2 separate regions of the Homo sapiens genome follow, and region 1 is linked to region 2. A link is a loop called in an ENCODE intact Hi-C map of the cell type or tissue named here. Cell type or tissue: mammary epithelial cell. All regions are shown on one strand. Each heading gives the region's core, and the rest is flanking DNA. Links, peaks and the distances in the headings are about the cores only.

Region 1 (8,320 bases), core at 185-8,184, 100 kb after region 2:
GCCCACCGCCCTGGCACCACCCACCGAGTTCTCGCCCATGAGGAAGGGGGACCCTGAGTGGAGGTTTCAAACCTTAGGGGCCGTCCCTGCCGTGCAGGGCTCTGTGAGGCCTCTTGCCACATAGGCTTGTGTCTGCAGGACTGTGCGGCATTTACTCCCATCTCAAATACCCCATACAGGGCAGACTGCCCCTGCCCCACCTGCCCACCCACTCCCCAGCCTCTTCCGCACGCCTCCTCTGGAAGGGGAACGGGCCACAGAGTGAAATGGGGCCTTCCAGCTCCAGTGCGGGGACTTGGAAGGCCTGGCCCGGTGTGGGGGCCCCTCTGCCCTGCAGGCCACTCTGTGCAGGCCTATCCTCAGGTGTGCCCTCGCCCAAGGCCTGCACGCACCATGGCTTCTGTGGTACCAGTGATAACACCATGCCGGGCACCTCCTGCAGTCACCACCCCTGGGCTGCTAGGGCAGAGACAGCTGCGGTGGCCCGGTGCACCTGCCTGGCCTCAGGATGGCCGAGGCGCCTGGCAAGGCTGCAGGGTCCCAGGGGCACCTGTCCGTACTGCTGGGCGCCTGAGTTCCTCCTGCTGGGCACTGTCAGGGCAGTGCGCCTCAGGCTGTGCTTGTCTCTGCAGAAATGTCCTGGCCCCGTACGCGGTGCCCTCGGAGCTGGTGCTGGTGGAGGAGATCCCGCGGAACCAGATGGGCAAGATTGACAAGAAGGCGCTCATCAGGCACTTCCACCCCTCATGACCCGGCAGACTGGGACTGCGGGTCTGGTGGGGAGCAGCAGACGTCCCCTTCACACCGAGAACCACGGGGGCCCGTCCAAGACCTGGCCTCCCTTAAACCTGAACCCCCCAAATCAGGTCACGTAGAATCAAGAACTGTTTGGGATGAAATCACCATGTGGGGTCCCCAGCCTCGGGCCAGTTGTTGCAGCTCAAGGAGACCGTCCCTGGTGTCACCTCTGCCTGGTCACCGCCGACCTCATCTGTGCAGCGCGGTGCAGCCAGCCCCTGGCCCCACGTGCTGAGGCACCTCCCGCCCCACAGTGCCCTGCAGTTGCCAGGCTCTCCAGGGCAGGTCCCAGAGGTTTCCCACAAAAAACAAAGACTCCACTGGAGGAAACAAGCCCCTGTCCCACGCCGTCTGCACGTGCCTGTGCCTCACCCAGAGCCAGTGTCTCCCGGCCCACATAGGAGGTCTGGGCAGCCACCCAGGGGGCCCTCCTGGGAGGAGCTGAGGGTTCACAAGCCTCCCAGAACCAGCCCTGTCCCATGGGTTCCGTGCATTTCCTGGTGCTGCTCTTGGAGGAGAGCAGCTCCCACTGTGGGGACACCTGCCACCCTGCACACTACTGTGTGTCCATCAGCATGTGTCACAGAAAGTGCGTGGACGGATGGCCCCGGAGCTGCTCTGCCGTGACCCTGCCTCACCCCCCAGCGCAGGGACTTTCCAGGTCATCTCCACACCAGCCCCTCAGCCGGTGAACCCTCTCTCCCATCACCGTCTCCACCCAGACCCCCACCTGCCCCATGGCCCCCATTTCATGTCTGTGGCTCACCAGCTTTTCCCCAGACCCAGCTCCGGAGCCCACAGGCGTGGCCGATGCAGAAACCTCAGGAAGGTGTGTTGTGAATGTTGGGTGCACCCACGTTGCATTTACTTAGCGGGGCCAATTCAGATGCACAGGGGCCACATGCAGAATCCAGAAGTTTCTGGACAATTTTCAGAAGAATAGGCTGCCTCCTCCCCACAGCCTGGGGGAAGTAACAGTCATCGCCCAGCAGTGTCTGGCCTGAACTTACCCAGAACATTCTGCCCCCGGAATGCACGTCTGAAAGAGTGGCCAGAAACGAGTGTGCCGGGCAGGAGGCCAGCCCCATCTCAGGCTCACGTGCCTCTGACAGGAGACCAGCCCCATCTCAGGCTCACATGCCTCGCGGACAGTTGGACGTGGCCTGGGGCCCCTGCTCACTTGAGCATGTCGCCCACCAAGCTTGTCTGAGGCCACAGAGCAGCGTCCCAGCCCTGTTTTCCAGGACTGGTGGGTGCCCCAGTCCACGGCCCTGCCCCACCCGAACTCCTGCCTCACGGTGTGGCCTTGTGCATCCCCATGGCCTGACCCCGGGAACAGTCAGAGGAAGGGGTCCCGCCCTCCCGCCAGAGGCCTGGACCCAAGGGAACGGCAGTCAGAGACTACAGTCCAGACGTTTGTGTCTAGGCCTTGCTGGTAGCTAAGGAAATGCCTTCTGTTGGGAAAAGGTCAAATTTAACATAGCAAAATTTTTACTTAATTCCACTAATTTTACATTTGCATCTCTCTCCTTTAATCCTGAAACTTTTGATTCCTAAAAAGCTTACATAATCATTTGCTTTATCCGATAGTATACATCAGTATATCATGCTTTCGAAATAATGAGTGTAACTTTCTGCTGACAATACTACAAACTACAGAAAGCCTGGAGCTCATTGACCAGAAACTGCAGAGAGCCTGGAGCTCGTTGACCACAAACTACAGAAAGCCTGGAGCTCGTTGACCAGCCGGTTGACCAGAATACGGTGCTCCAAGGACATGCGGTTGAATGCCGTGTTCTAAAGTCACGAGTGACTCTCCAGCTGGTCCCTGTGCCAGGCTGGTCGGCCTTCGTGCACACAGTCCGCCAGTGCCCAGCCAGGCCCCTGGTTCCCCTCTGCTCCACCAGCCGAGAACAAGCCCGTCCTGGAGGGAACTCATCCTCTCCTCCCTCCCCATTAAAGCCCAGTTTATTCCCCATCTTGGCCTCTGGTGCTGACCTGGCCTCTGGAGACACAGGCCGGGGGGTGCTGTTTGCGAACTCACCGTGACTGAGCTCCATGAGGATACCACAGTCCCACGTGGCTGGCAGCGCCCACCCCACACACCCTGCCCCTTGCTGGGCGGCCCCATGCCACAAAAGTTAGACCCAGGAGCAGGTGCCCTGGGAGCAGGCTGCCACCAGCTGGGTCAGAAGCCCCTCTACATGCCTGGTGCTTTTGACCTCCTAGGGAGGCTGGCTTGAATCTGGAAAGTCACCAGTTCTGACCCCAGCCAGACACAGGGGTGCTGCCAGGAGCTGCTCCCAGGCGGGTGGCCCAGCTTCTCTCAGGCACCAGGGGATGGCAGGACTCCTGGTGACCAGCTGGTCCCCAAAGCCGTGGCACCGCGCCTGCTGCTGCCAGCAAAGTCCCACACACAGCCTGTGGCAGGTGCCGCCCCATTCTTTCTGCCCCTCCCTCATCAGGGGCCAGGGTGAAGCCCCTGCCGCCCTCTGCCTTCCCTCCACCTGCGGCTTCCCTGGCAGGGAGACCATGGACCCAGCTCCTGCCTCCTCCATTCGTTTAACAGATAGGGCCCAGGCCAGCAGCCCAGGCATTAGGCTGGCCGGTCCACTGAGGCCTAGACAGGCCAGGCCTGAGGCAGCTCAGGAGTGCCAAGCTGGCCCCACGTTCCCACCCAACAGCGGCCCTTGGGGCTGCCTTCCTGCCAGGTGTCCAGGCCCAACACACAAGACCTGAGCCTGCTCTGCCTCAGTTTCCCTACTCTGTGAACTGCGGCTGCTGCTCTCTCGGGGCCCTTCTAGCCCTGGCCAAGGGGTGGGGGCTTTGTTCCCTCGGGCGTCCTGTCCCTGGGGACTGGCCACACACACACCACACACTGCCCTCCCACCTGGACTCTGTCCCAGCGGCACCAGGGTCAGGAGCAGGAGCCTCAGGACCCACGCAGCACCAGGCACAGCACGGAGTGAGGCAGTGGGCGGTGTGGCAAGCGCTGTGTGCACCACTAACCTGGAGGAGCCACGGCTCCCGGACCCTCGTGTCAAAGCTGCCGGCCTCCTTTGCTGGGAGCCTGAGAGGAGGTCCTGGTGCAGAACAGCAGCTTGTTGCCAGCCACAGTGAGAAGGTGGTGAGTGTGCCAGCCACTGAGTTAACCATCAGTAACAGGAGGCGTGTGCAGACAGGTGTGGACCACAGGTATGTATGTCACATGCCTGCATACGTCACATGTATGTGTATCTCACACGCCTGCATACACCACAGGTATGTATGTCACACGCCTGCATATGTCACATGTATGTGTCTCACGCCTGCATAAGTCACATGCATGTGTGTCTCACGCCTGCATACACCACAGGTATGTATGTCTCACGCCTGCATGTCACATGTATGTATCTCACACGCCTGCATGTCACATGTATGTGTATCTCACATGCCTGCATATGTCACATGTATGTGTATCTCACACGCCTGCATACACCACAGGTATGTATGTCTCACGCCTGCATATGTCACATGTATGTGTGTCTCACACGCCTGCATAAGTCACATGCATGTGTGTCTCACACGCCTGCATACACCACAGGTATGTAAGTCACACGCCTGCATGTCACATGTGTCTCACACGCCTACATGTGTCACATGTATGTGTATCTCACACGCCTGCATACACCACAGGGATGTATGTCTCACGCCTGCATATGTCACATGTATGTGTATCTCACATGCCTGCATGTCACATGTATGTGTCTCACACGCCTGCATACACCACAGGTATGCATGTCTCACGCCTGCATATGTCACATGTATGTGTATCTCACACGCCTGCATGTCACACGTATATGTCACACGCCTGCATATGTCACATGTATGTGTATCACACACCTGCATACACCACAGGTATGTATGTCACGCCTGCATATGTCACATGTATGTGTGTCTCACACGCCTGCATATGTCACATGTATGTGTCTCACACGCCTGCATAAGTCACATGTATGTGTCTCACACCTGCATACACCACAGGTATGTATGTCTCACGCCTGCATATGTCACATGTATGTGTATCTCACACGCCTGCATATGTCACATGTATGTGTATCTCACACGCCTGCATACACCACAGGTATGTATGTCTCACGCCTGCATATGTCACATGTATGTGTATCTCACACGCCTGCATACACCACAGGTATGTATGTCTCACACACGCCTGCATATATCACATGTATATGTGTCACACATGCCTGCATACACCACATGTATGTCACACACATCTGCATATATCACTTGTATGTGTCTCACACACCTGCATACACATATATGCCTCACACGCCTGCATCTATCATGTGTGTGTCTCACACACCTGCATATATCACATGTATGTGTCTCACAGCTGCATACACCACAGGTATGTGTCTCACACACGCCTGCATATATCACATGTATGTGTATCTCACACGCCTGCATATGTCACATGTATGTGTATCTCACACGCCTGCGTATATCACATGTATGTGTGTGTCACACACACACCTGCATACATACAGGCACATGGACACCTGTGTGCACACCAGTCCCTCCCTTCCCCGTCACCATCAGGTTCAGCCGGGCCTGTGGTCACTGCTTCCCCGAGGCAGCTGCAATGGGGCCCCGGCTCCCCCTACATGGTGCGTCTGATCAGGTTGGGACTCGCTCAGGTAGCTCTCATCACAAGGTCCTTGTGCACTGTTGCGGCTGCTCTTGGTGGCCCTTCTAGAGCCTTCCTGAGCCAGAGCAGACTCCTGCTCCCCCCAGACCCCCTGGGAGTCGATTCTGTCCCCTTCTTCCTGGCCGCAGGTCGGTGCAGCCGCTTTCCTGCCTGGAAGAGTAAAGTGGACCCTGTGTGAAAACATTGACGACGTGGCAAATGAGCAGCAAATTGATCAATACGAATGATCACGCCCCATGTGCATCTCCTCAGCAGCCACAAGAGAGACGAGGTCACTGGAGGATAAACATCCGTGACTGCACCTCATGATCCATCACGCACGACGGCCGCAGCATCTCCTGCCAGCTGCCGGCACAGACAAGAGCACGGGATGGACGACCGCGGTAGCAACGTGGGGCTCATCTGCCTCTCTCTGAGCAGGAAGCCCGTAGGTCCCCACAGGCGGGTGCACGGAAGGGGTGGGTCCTGGGCCCAACAGGCACCCCCTGAGCACCAGCCCGTCTGAGGGTGGGCGGAGGGCGCTGCCGCAGGTCCCCACATACCCAGCGCACGCTCACCCCACACTGGAGGCACCTGCCGGGTTCTGACACCCCTCGAGGTGCCTTCCCAGGGTTCTCACACCCACTGAAGGCAGCGCGCTCAGCCTGCTTTGCACATGAGCCGCTGAGGCAGGCGAGTTGAGGGCGAGGGTGTGAATCACGAGCTTGGGGCCAAAGCCCAAGGTCGTCCCCTCTGGCCGGCAAGCTCAGGCTCACACGGGGAGCCACCAGGCTGGACTGGGTGCAGCTTACGGACGTGGCGCGTGCTGTGGGCGTCGGGCCGCGGCTCCTCCATGCAGTACTTACACTGCTGTCTGCAGATCGCACCCAATCAGGAGGGAATGGTCCAGGCAGGTGGGCAAGGCCACGGTTTGGCCAGGTAAGGCTGGGAGGGCCCAGGATGATTGTGCGTTGAGCCAGGCAGATCTGGAGAGGCGGAGGGATGGGGACGGAGCGCCATGCAGAGGCCGCTCGGTCCTCAGGAGCTGAGCATCACCCTGGGAGTCTCAAGGAGGGTGTCCCCTGGCCTTAGCGGGCAGCCAGGGCCAGCATGTGGTCTGTGGCAGCCGGTCTCAGAGGTGGCCTGGTTCGCAGTCTTGCTGGATGGAGATCCCCAGCTCCTAGGGCAAGGGCAGGTGGGGTGGGGCCGCCTCGGTCAGCTGATAGGAACTGAACTGAGAAGGCTGTGAGCCGCTGAGTCGCCCTAACTGCAGGGTGGTCCTGCGGGCAGTACTGAGCCCGCCCTGCTGGGCACCCCACAGCCCCTGTGGCTCTCCAGCTGCCACTGAGGCCGGACGCCTCATGAGGAGGCTCCCATCTGTGGGTGGCAGAATGACGGCCCCGAAGACCCCCCGCTTCCTCACCCGAAGACCCCCCGCTTCCTCACCCGAAGACCCCCCGCTTCCTCACCCGAAGACCCCCCGCTTCCTCACCCAAAGACCCCCCGCTTCCTTGCCCCGAAGACCCCGCTTCCTCACCCTGGGACCTGTGAGTTCACACAGCAGCGGGGACCTGCGACTGTGGACGGCACATCAGCTCCCTCAACAGGGAGGCTGCCCTGGGTGACCCGCGAGGGCACAGGGTACCTCCGTCCTGCTGAGTGGAAGAGGGAGGCCATGGCGGAGGCGGGCGTGAGGGGGACTGGCCTGCCACTACTGGCTTCGTGAGGGGCCCCCAGCCAAGGAGAGGCCTCCCGAAGCCGGAAGAGGCGGAAAATGGATTCTCCCAGGAGCCTCCAGAAGGAACCTTGGTGTTGGTGGAATGGGATGTGAGAGGACACGCGGGTGATGTGTCTTGGGTCACACCAGTTCCCGGTCCCCGCACCAGCCCGCCCTGGGCGGGAAGCCTAAGAGGAATGGAGGGGCCATCGTGGGGCTCTCCCGGAAACTGGCCCCGGGTGCCTCGGTCCCTGCGTCAGTGCGGGGTTTCGGTGGCCGCCCTGCTGGCTCCGGGCACTCCCTCCGTCTTCCTGCCACGCGGCTGGTCCTTCCTGGGCTGGGCTGAGTCACCCTCCATGCCCACCCGTCATACCCGGCAAGAGCTGGGGGCGTGAAGCCAGGCCCAGGTGGGCTGTGGCGGCATCCAGGTGGAAGGACGTGGAGGACTCGGAGGCGGAGGGGTCTCCAGGGCAGGGCAGGGCCAGTTGCCTGGGGCCATCTGCTGTGTCCAGGAGCCCGGCGCTGCCACTGGCCTTGCCCCAAGGCCCAGCTCTGCCCTTCATCCCTTCAGCACCTCCCCGTACCTTCCTTCCATGGGTCTTAAGCTGTGGCAAGTCCTTAAGCTGGGACGGCCAGCGCCAGCCCTGCCCCCAACAGGTCACTCAGCGGCTCGGAGCCCACGTCCTCCTCGGTGACACAGGAAAATGGTGCAGTTGTGCAAGGGCATGAGAGGGTCCCGTGGAAGGCACATTCCAGAAGGTTCTGTCCCATGGAAGGCACGTTCCGGAAGGTTCCATCCCATGGAAGCCACGTTCCAGAAGTTTCCATGCTGTGGAAGGCATGTTCCGGAAGTTTCCGTCCCGTGGAAGGCACGTTCTGGAAGGTTCTGTCCGGTGGAAGGCACGTTCCAGAAGGTTCCTAGCCCAGCTCCAAACACAGGCTGCAGGCTCAGCAGAGGGGTCTTCTTCTTGCCCACAGTCCCTGACCAGTGGGCTCCCCAGGGCCCTGTCGGAGCTGGAATGGGTGGAGCTTGGTGCCTGCAGGCCAGTCAGCACATCTTCAGAATCCATGGTGCTCCCAGGCTGGCCCAGGGCCTTAGGAGCACAGGGTGGGCACAG
Region 2 (8,320 bases), core at 33-8,032:
ATGTGGGGCAGACTCCCGCTCAGAGGGGCCTCGCTGTGGCCACCACCTACAGACCAGAACCCGGGGCCGGGGTCTCATGGACCTCCTGACTGAGGAGACCTAGCAGAGCCAGACAGGGCCTGTGGACCGAGCAGAGGCTGGTGTGGACTCGGCTGGGGCCCGCTCCCTTCTCCTTTGACCTGGGGCACAAAGGTCCCCTCTGTGTAGGACTCACTGACTGGCCGCTTTCTACTCCTCACACAGTTCCCAGGCCCTGGAACTTTCCATCCGTCTTGTCCTTCTTGCCCTCACCACCCCTGCCCCGAGGTCCTCCGCCCACATGACCTGGTGGGGGCTGGCGTGAATACCTGGAGCGCAAGGCTGGGCAGGTTTTGCTCAACGTCATGAAGTCTGATCTCCACGCACAGAACCCGGCGTGGTGCCCACACCGTGTGCGTGAGCACAGGGACAGAGGTGTGGACGGATGACATCGGGTGACTGCAAGACCAGGCTGGCCACCATGCAGCTAGGGGCGAGGTGGACTCCAGGAGCCTGGTCTTGTTGGCATGGGGTAAGGAGCTCTTGGCCACCAAGGTACTGAAGTAAGAGGTAGGGAGAACCCCTCCTCCCTGGGCCTGTGAGGGTGGTCCTGGACACACAGGTACTGGCTCCCTCCTATGCGGGGTGGCGGCTGCCCTCCCTCCAGAGCCCAGCCCCAGGGCTGATGTGCCCGCACAGCTGGCACTGGGCTCTCGGGAGGCGGAGGCGGCAGGGAGGCCTCTGGGCTGGGGGAGGGCGCAGCAGCTGGACCCCTGACCCTTAGCAGAGCAAAGGGGAGGCGGAGGCCCAGCCACTGTCTCGGGAGGCACAGTGGGCGGCCGGGGTTGGCACAGGGGGAGGGGCTGGCCGGGCGCCCACTCCTTCCTAGGGTTTGTTGGGAGGCCAGCTCCCTCTCCATGGTGCGTGGAGCTGCAGAAGGCTTTATGTCAAGAGGCAGAAAGGCCCATGAATATTTCATTAGGGAAGCGATGTGAGGCTGCCAGGAACATCTGGCAGGAGTCTCTAGGGAGCTCCGAGCCGGCGCGGGAAGCAGGGACTGTGAAATTCGGAGGTGGAGGGAGGAGGGCTGCGGCAGGCAGCAGGGTCCCCTGTTCTGCTGTGGCCCAGCAAGGCTGCGCCCCTGACAAAGACCAGCCCTGTGCAGGGGCAGCTGTGGGTGAAACAGTGGGGGTGATGGCAGGGCCAACTTCCTCGATCCCGGGACAGCCCCCTGCCCACCCTTCCTACTCAGGCTCATGGCCGGGTCAGAGCAGCTGAGGGTGGGAAGGGGCCTGAGAGACAGTCTTGACCTGGGTCAGGCAGGGCTGGAATGGGGCGCCGCAGGGGCGGCACACACCCGGGGCATGGGACGGGGCTGTGGTTGGGGCCGGAGGGACCTGCACCTGTTGCTGGAAGCCCAGTGGGCAGCCAGGACCCCGGAAGCCCCTCAGTGGGTGAGGTGCCTGCTGGGTGTTCAGGCCTGCAGGTGAGGGGTGGGGGGTGAGAGGTTGGGGGGGGGACCTTGCCCAGCAGAGCGGGAGAAGCCCGGTCCCCAGTCTCCATCGTGGGGGCCGCAGCTTCCAGCTTGTCCCACCCTCCATGCCATTTTCAGGTCCCCTGGGGCCCTCGAGGGAGGGGCATCCACTCATGCCACTCTCCTCACGACTGAGGCCTGGGACCCACAGGTGCTGCCATCCCACCCAGTGCAGACCCAAGCCAGGGTTCCAGCCAGCACCTCGCCCATCTAAGTCTCCTCTGGGAATCCTGGAATGTGTTGTGCCCCGCCCCCCACCCCTGAGCCTGAGGGGCCAGGGCCACTGCTGTGTCCCCAAATCCCCGGAGCCCCCCTGCCTGAGTGTTTATCCCACTGACACCCATGCTGGGGCCCACCCTGCCCGCCCTCCACGCCTGTGCCATCTGAGGGCAGGGACTGCAGGGCCGGGTCCAGGCGGCCACTGGGGAAGCTCACCTGCGCCAAGGCCCACCCGGGATGACCCCACCGCCAGCACTTCCAAGGGGAAGCCCCCGTCATGAAGTGTTGGCCAGAGTCGGACTGAAGCCGCCACAGCAGCGCCTCCCGGGGCTTAAGGGGAAGAGGAGGCTGAGGATGGCCAGTCCCTGGGAGCCCCGCCGCACCTCCGCCCCCGGGATGTCTCAGGCTGGGCCTCTGCGGGGCTCTGAGCCTTTCCCTGAAGCTCTGAAGCACAGCCCAGACCCCTCGTGGGCCTTCAGTCCTGCCGGCTCTGTCCGACCCCAGGACCCTGTGTTCCCGACCTCTGCCCGACCCCTGGGCGTCTGGACCAGATGACCACTGCCCTCCCCCGCCCCCCCAGCCCTCCCTGCCCCTCAGCCCAGCCCGGGCTCCTGACCTTGGCCTCAGAGGCCCCTCCTAGCCCCTTCAAGGTGGAGGCTCCTGTGGGCCAGCCCGACTCTAGGCTCGGAGTTTTAAGGTCCATGGGCCTAACCTCCTCCCGGGCTTGGAGGAGCTGGGGGCCCAGCCACCCAGCCATCTTTACCCCAGCCCCTGCCCATGTGCTCTAATCGCCCCTCCAGTGCAACCTTCTTTCTGGGACTGGATTGGCTGCCCAGAGCATTGACTGGGACAGCGGCCAGCCCAGAGCCCCCGGCACAGCCAGGGCCCCTCTGTGCCATGCTCCTGCCAGGGCATGGGTCTGGTGCCAGCCTCTGCCAGCTGATGCTGTGGCTGGCAGCCTCTGCCATCCTGCTCGCCATGGATCACGCTGAGGGGCCACAGCCAGACGCCGGGACTAACACCCCCAGCCCTGCCAGCTCCACGCTGGCCCACCTGGGTGTCACCCACCTTTCTGCAGGTGAAAATCCCCTCTCCCACGGCCCCCAGCTCTTTCTGCCCAGCCTGTAATTGCTGGGAAGGGCAGCAGGACTTTGCCTTGGAGCTGCTGGGGAGTCCCTCACCTCGGGCTCCTTCCCACCCTCAGCAGCTGGGCTTGCTGCACCGTCACCCGCACTCCTGCTACCACACGTTTGGCGTCTGTCCCATCGTTCCGCACAGGCTCTGAGGCACCAAGCCAGGCTGGGAGCAAGAGGTGGGGCGGGGGCTCCGGGAAGACGAGAGGGAAGGCAGACGCACTCCCCTAGGAGCCCTGGGCCCCAAGATACAGCCCTGCAGCCCACGCATGGGGACAGCGACCAACATTTGGGGACCATCTGGGGGACTATACGGAACTGGGCAGAGGAGACCTGGCCCTGGGGGCCCACAGGGCATCAGGCGGAGGTGATGTGGCCGACCCCATGCTGGCCCCACCGAGCCCACCCAACCGAGCTCCCTGGAGGACGAAGGGCCAAGCACAGCTGGAAACAGGCCCCAGGGCGACGCTGGGGAAGCCGAGAGGAGCCGTCCTCTACCAGGCTGGCCCAGAACCCTGCGGGATTCAGCCCTCCCTGATGCTGCCACGCCCTGCAACCCAGAGCCAGGCCAAGATCCGGCCCCGGCCTCTGGCACCCGACGCAGATGCCAGGCGCCCACACCCCGCGAGCCCGCACGCTTTACCTGCGCTGCTGCTGCCAGGATCCACCTGCCCCAGCCGGCCCTCCCTGGCACCTCTGCCAACTGCTGCCGCCTCCCGCCACGGCTGCCAGCGATCGCGGTGGGTTTTGTGGATAGGCGTTTGGCCCCCTGCAGCCGCTGGCATACGTCGGTGGCACGCGTCCATCCTCACCGCAAGCTGCCCGCACCTTCCTCCTCCCCGTGCCTCCGGAGTCCCCAGTGCCAGCTCGGAGGGGAGTTGGCACGGATGGAGGCTGGCCAGCGTCTCGCGGCTGAGTATAGGCACGCTTCTTTTTTTTTTTTTTTTGTATTTTAAACACACACACATATTCTCACACGCACACACGCCAAGCCCCCACCCCTGGCAACACACATCCCTCCTGTCAGGAGCAGACATAGCCAAGAAAGCCCAGAGCAGGCGGGGGCAGAGAGAAGGGGCTTCGCCGAACGGAGGAACCTCAGCCCGCAGCTCTGTCCCTGCCCGTCCCCATTGCTCTCCCTCTTACGTAAACCACCAGGAAGAAGAAGAGGAAACACGGATCCACGTCACATCGAGGAGCCTCCTGATTGGGCGTACCTTCCCCTGCCAGGTCCCCTGGGACACACGCCAGCCCCGGCCACCCTGTCCCCTGCCCAGCCCCCCGCCTCCCCCAACGGTCTGCCACGGTGACCACACCCAGCTCCCTGCGTTTCTTCTCTTGAAAGGCGTTTATTCATCGAGTGCCAACCCTGGCTCCTGTGCGGACACGGCGGCTGGCAAGACAGCAGGGCTGGCCGAGAGTCTGGCGGGATGACCCCGGGGGTTGTTGCCTGCCATGGGCACAGTCCGGGAGTCCTGACCTACGTCTGAGGGCCAGAGGGCATCCCAACTGGACGTGAAAGGCCAGCCTCAGGCTGAGGACGGGGTGGAACAGAGCCTCGGCCAGGCTCCTGCTAGAGAGCGGTTGCCGGCACTTGCTCTGTGCTGACCCCGCTGTCTCTGTCGCCTCCCTTGCTTGAAGAGCCCCATGTTGGTTATGCATGACCTCTGACCCTGGAGACGCAGGTGACAACTCCCGGGCATCGGGGAGACGAGGTGTTGGGGACAGAGCCGGCGGTCATAGCCTCCAGCTCCTCTTCCTGCATGGAGTGACCTGGCGCCGCGAGGTGGAGCTGGTGTCCGAGCCCTGAGGATGAGGCTGCTCCCTCCGCAAGGTGGGCGAGGAGCCAGGAAGAGCCAAGGGAGTGGCCACCCTGCCCTGACGGCCACCAACGGCCACCACGTCACCCTAGAAGACAACCCAAGCCCGTCTCCCCACACCTCGCGGATGGTGCAGTGCAGAGAGAAGGCCGGGCGGGTGCTGGGGGGCCCATCTCCCCGAGCCTTGCAAATAGTGCAGTGCAGGGAGAAGGCCGGGCGGGTGCTGGGGGGCCCGTCTCCCTGTGACTCGTGGACGGTGCGGTGCAGGGAGAAGGGCGGGCAGGTGCTGGAGGACTGAGTGAGGCCCCTCCAGGATGGCTCCCTGCCCCTCCATGCGCTGGGTCCTCGGGCCAGGACAGGTTGCATCTGGGTCACCAGCCCCCTCACACCCGCTCGCCTGAAGGCGGCCGACCCTGGCCACTGGTCGCCTGGTGGCAGAAGCCTCTTCTGGGCATTTTCAGGCACCGCAATGCTCTTCACAGCGTTAACTTTTTTTTTATCCAACCAAGGACAACCTCAGCTTCAGAAAGCCCTGGAATGCCCCACAATGGACAAGCAAGGAACACCCTCCGGGACGGACCGCGAGACTCGGCCCTGAGATGCCTCAATACCCTGGACACCCCAGAACCTCAGATTGCGTGGCTGGGGCTCCTGCGGCCACCCTGCTCCCCAGAACCTCGTCGTCTTCCCGGTGCCCTGCGGCAGGAACACAGGGCTGGAGCCGACCCCCAGGGCATGGCTGGGAGCTGCGGGAGTGAACGGGGAGTTAACCCCCAGGGCATGGCTGGGAGCTGCGGGAGTGAACGGGGAGCTGCCTGTGGCATCTGCCCTGTGGCTGTCACTCCCCTCACCTGTTCCCAGCCCGTGTCTGACAGGTCCCACCCTGGGCCCTGCCCCATCCCGCCCTCGAGGCCACGCCCCCTCTGTGCCACCCAGGCTGCTCCTGGTCACAGTTTGCATTTAGGCTGCAACCTCTGACCTCAGGCCCCTGGGTCTTCCTCTGCATTGGGCATTCCCAGGCCCCAGGCTGGAGGAGGCTCTGGGAGGTACGGCCTAACCCTGGGATTGGGGAGGTCAGGGGCCTGGGCTACTCAGCTGACCTTGTGGCCTTGCCCTGGAACCCGGCCCCTGCTGCCTCCCTGGGTTCACTCTGTTCCACCACACGGGCCTTCTTGCTGCCCCTGAAATGTTCTGGGAGCTCCTCCGCCGAAGCCCTGGCTGTTCCCTCAGCCTGGACGCTCCTCCTGCATGTCCCGGAGGTGGCTCTGTGGCCCGCTGTGGCTACCCAGCAGGACCTGAGGTCTGAGGCCCACTGTGACCGCTGCAGGTGCATGTGATGTGAGGCGCAGGAGCTGGGAGAAGGGCAAAGCCCACCTTCCTCTGCAGCTGCTGCCTGTTCTCAGCTCATCTGGAAGAGAAGGGAAGGTTCAGAGTGCGGGGCCGCTCAGTGGGAATCAGCACAGACCTGCCAAGCACCCTCGTGGCGCTGACCTTTCCTTTAACCTCCCGGGTGCCTGGGCGCGTCCTGCTAAAATGAAACGAAGAGCAGATGTGAACTCGGGACAATGAACCACCAGCGTGTCCAGCTGTGGGGCTGGGACCCCTTCAGGATGCGATCAGATCAAGGCAGGCAGAAGGGCCGTTCCCGCAGCCACAGTCCGACTACAGAGTGACACCATGGGCTGGAGTGACCGCCGGGGAGGGACGGAGCCTGGAACCATCAGTGCCTGGCCTCCCCCAACCCTGTGTGGGCAGCTGCTGGTGTTCAGCCCCCACCCTGCCAGCCCCCACCTGGGCTCCACCCATCACCCCGACAGATGGGCTGAGTCAGGGGACCCCCATCGAGAGTCAGCACCCTGCTGCCGGCAGGTCGCACACCTCCGTCACGGGGCACCACTGGCAGGGTCTCAGGAGCCCCGACACCTTCCGAGGCCTCTCGGGGTCAGCACCTCCCCAGCCAGGGCCTCCAGTTCCCCGAGCGGGTGCCACCAGGCTGCTACCCCTGGAAGAGAGGCATCTCCTGATGGCTGTAGAAGGGGCCCCTCTCCTGGGCTCACGGCTCTGTGGGCCTCCCTGCCCGGGCTCATGCAGGGCACCTGGCCTCCTGGAGCTGGGAGCAGAGGCTGAGCCCGTCCTGGGGTTCTTGCTGGTCCCACACGTGCAGAGATGTGCAGACAACAGGCTCAGCTTCGCACGTCTGTACCTCAGCTTCCTGAGTAGGATGTGAGGGCTCAGTGAACCCCCAGATTCAAACATCAGGGCCAGTGCCACAGCCAAAGCCCCATCCCCAGAGCAGGTTAAATGTCACTGTACAGCCATGTGCGGTGGCCGGGTCCGGGTGCTCTGGCTGTGATGTTGCGTGCCCCGCCTGTGTGTGTGCGTGAGCGTGGGTGGACTTCCAAGTGTGTGCAGAGTCACATGCGGGTGATCCTAGGCGTGCATCCGCCTGTGAGCACGTGGGAGAGTGCGCCACCCGTGTGTGTGGTCCGTGAGCATCCACCAGGTGCATACACACCACGAGCCACTGTGAGCATGCAGGGTTGCGTGTGTGCCCATGAGCCTCCATGAATGTGCAGGAATGCATGTGTGTCTAGGCGTGTGTGTCCGTGTGCACCTGTTTATGTGACCGTGCTGCAGTAGGTGCTGGTAGGCAGGAACCCAAAACCTGCAACAGCCCTGCCTGGCAATGTTCGTCCATTTCTGTGGTGTAAACTCTCCCACCAACTTCAAGCTATGACATGATGTAACTCAATTATGATGTGATGTCACTCAGTTTGGAGTGGGGAAGAGGGGAGCCCCATCGGCTCCCACAACCGGTTCAGGCGGCTCCAGCACCACTGGCCATGTGCACCTGCCTGCACACGTGTGTGACAGCATGAGTGTGATTGTCTTGCCCTGAGTCCCCACGTGGCACTGCTTGTCACTGTGGGCCTGGTGTGCGTGTCTCTGGGTGTGCCACGCTCAGTGCTGGGCACCCTCCATTCCATCAAGCCTCAGTGTCAGCCCCTAGGTGAGCCCTGGGGACCAGCGAATGGGTTCCTTCTGCTGGGAACTACCTGGTCACCCCACCCTGCTCCTCCACACGGCCATGGCAGCCAGCATCAGTGCAGAGCCAGGGTCCCATGGCCCACCCTGCAGACCCTCCTGGTGGCTGACAGTTAAGATTGGAGGGAGGCAGGGCACCCGGGTCAGCCCGGATAGCCAGCCTCGTTGGCAGCGGCCTTCCCGTCTTCAGTGAAGCGGGCCACGCTCAGGAAGAGAGTTCTCAGGCAATCGTGGGGTCCCAGGTGCCTTGGCCCTTGGCTGCACTGACAGCACTTTCCCAGCCATGCCCAGTGATGCTGGGGGCAGCCCTCTAGAGCCTCGGGTTCTCAGTGGCACCCCCAACACCTTGGATTCCACCTCATGAGGACAGCCTGTGCCTCAGAGCGACCACCACTCCTGCCTTAGTGCATTCAGGAATTGGGCCGACGGCAATGTCAGGACGTCCTCACAGGGCTGTGGGGCCAGCCAGCCCTGGGTTATCCGTTCTTCCCACCTCTCTGCAGGGCTGGGATTGGCTGTCCCACTTCACGCAGGAGGCAGCAGGCCCAGCG

What was found. Peaks named below come from ENCODE experiments on the same cell type or tissue, not always from the same donor. Only the 100,000 strongest peaks of a DNase experiment are listed, where the experiment ranks them.
Region 1: a loop joins it to region 2, with 4 times the contacts of the local background. A loop is called at or near these places in 4 of 110 quality-filtered maps.

Annotation. Positions count from the first base shown.
Region 1 is chr16:89,153,458-89,161,777 of GRCh38, forward strand. It overlaps ACSF3 (acyl-CoA synthetase family member 3), which reads left to right. Exons shown (of 11, transcript NM_001243279.3): 11 at 633-2,776. The coding sequence ends at 750. It overlaps LINC00304 (long intergenic non-protein coding RNA 304), which reads left to right and starts at 5,763. Exons shown (of 4, transcript NR_024347.2): 1 at 5,763-5,933; 2 at 6,251-6,424; 3 at 6,759-8,102. RefSeq lists enhancers at 5,659-5,828, 6,212-6,711. In mammary epithelial cell, for the core only: no CTCF peak of the experiment used is centred there; no DNase peak of the experiment used is centred there.
Region 2 is chr16:89,048,914-89,057,233 of GRCh38, forward strand. No RefSeq gene overlaps it. Among named protein-coding and RNA genes, the nearest start is that of ACSF3, 41 kb to the right of the region's middle. In mammary epithelial cell, for the core only: no CTCF peak of the experiment used is centred there; a DNase peak (open chromatin) is centred at 4,088; H3K4me3 peaks cover 1,862 bases.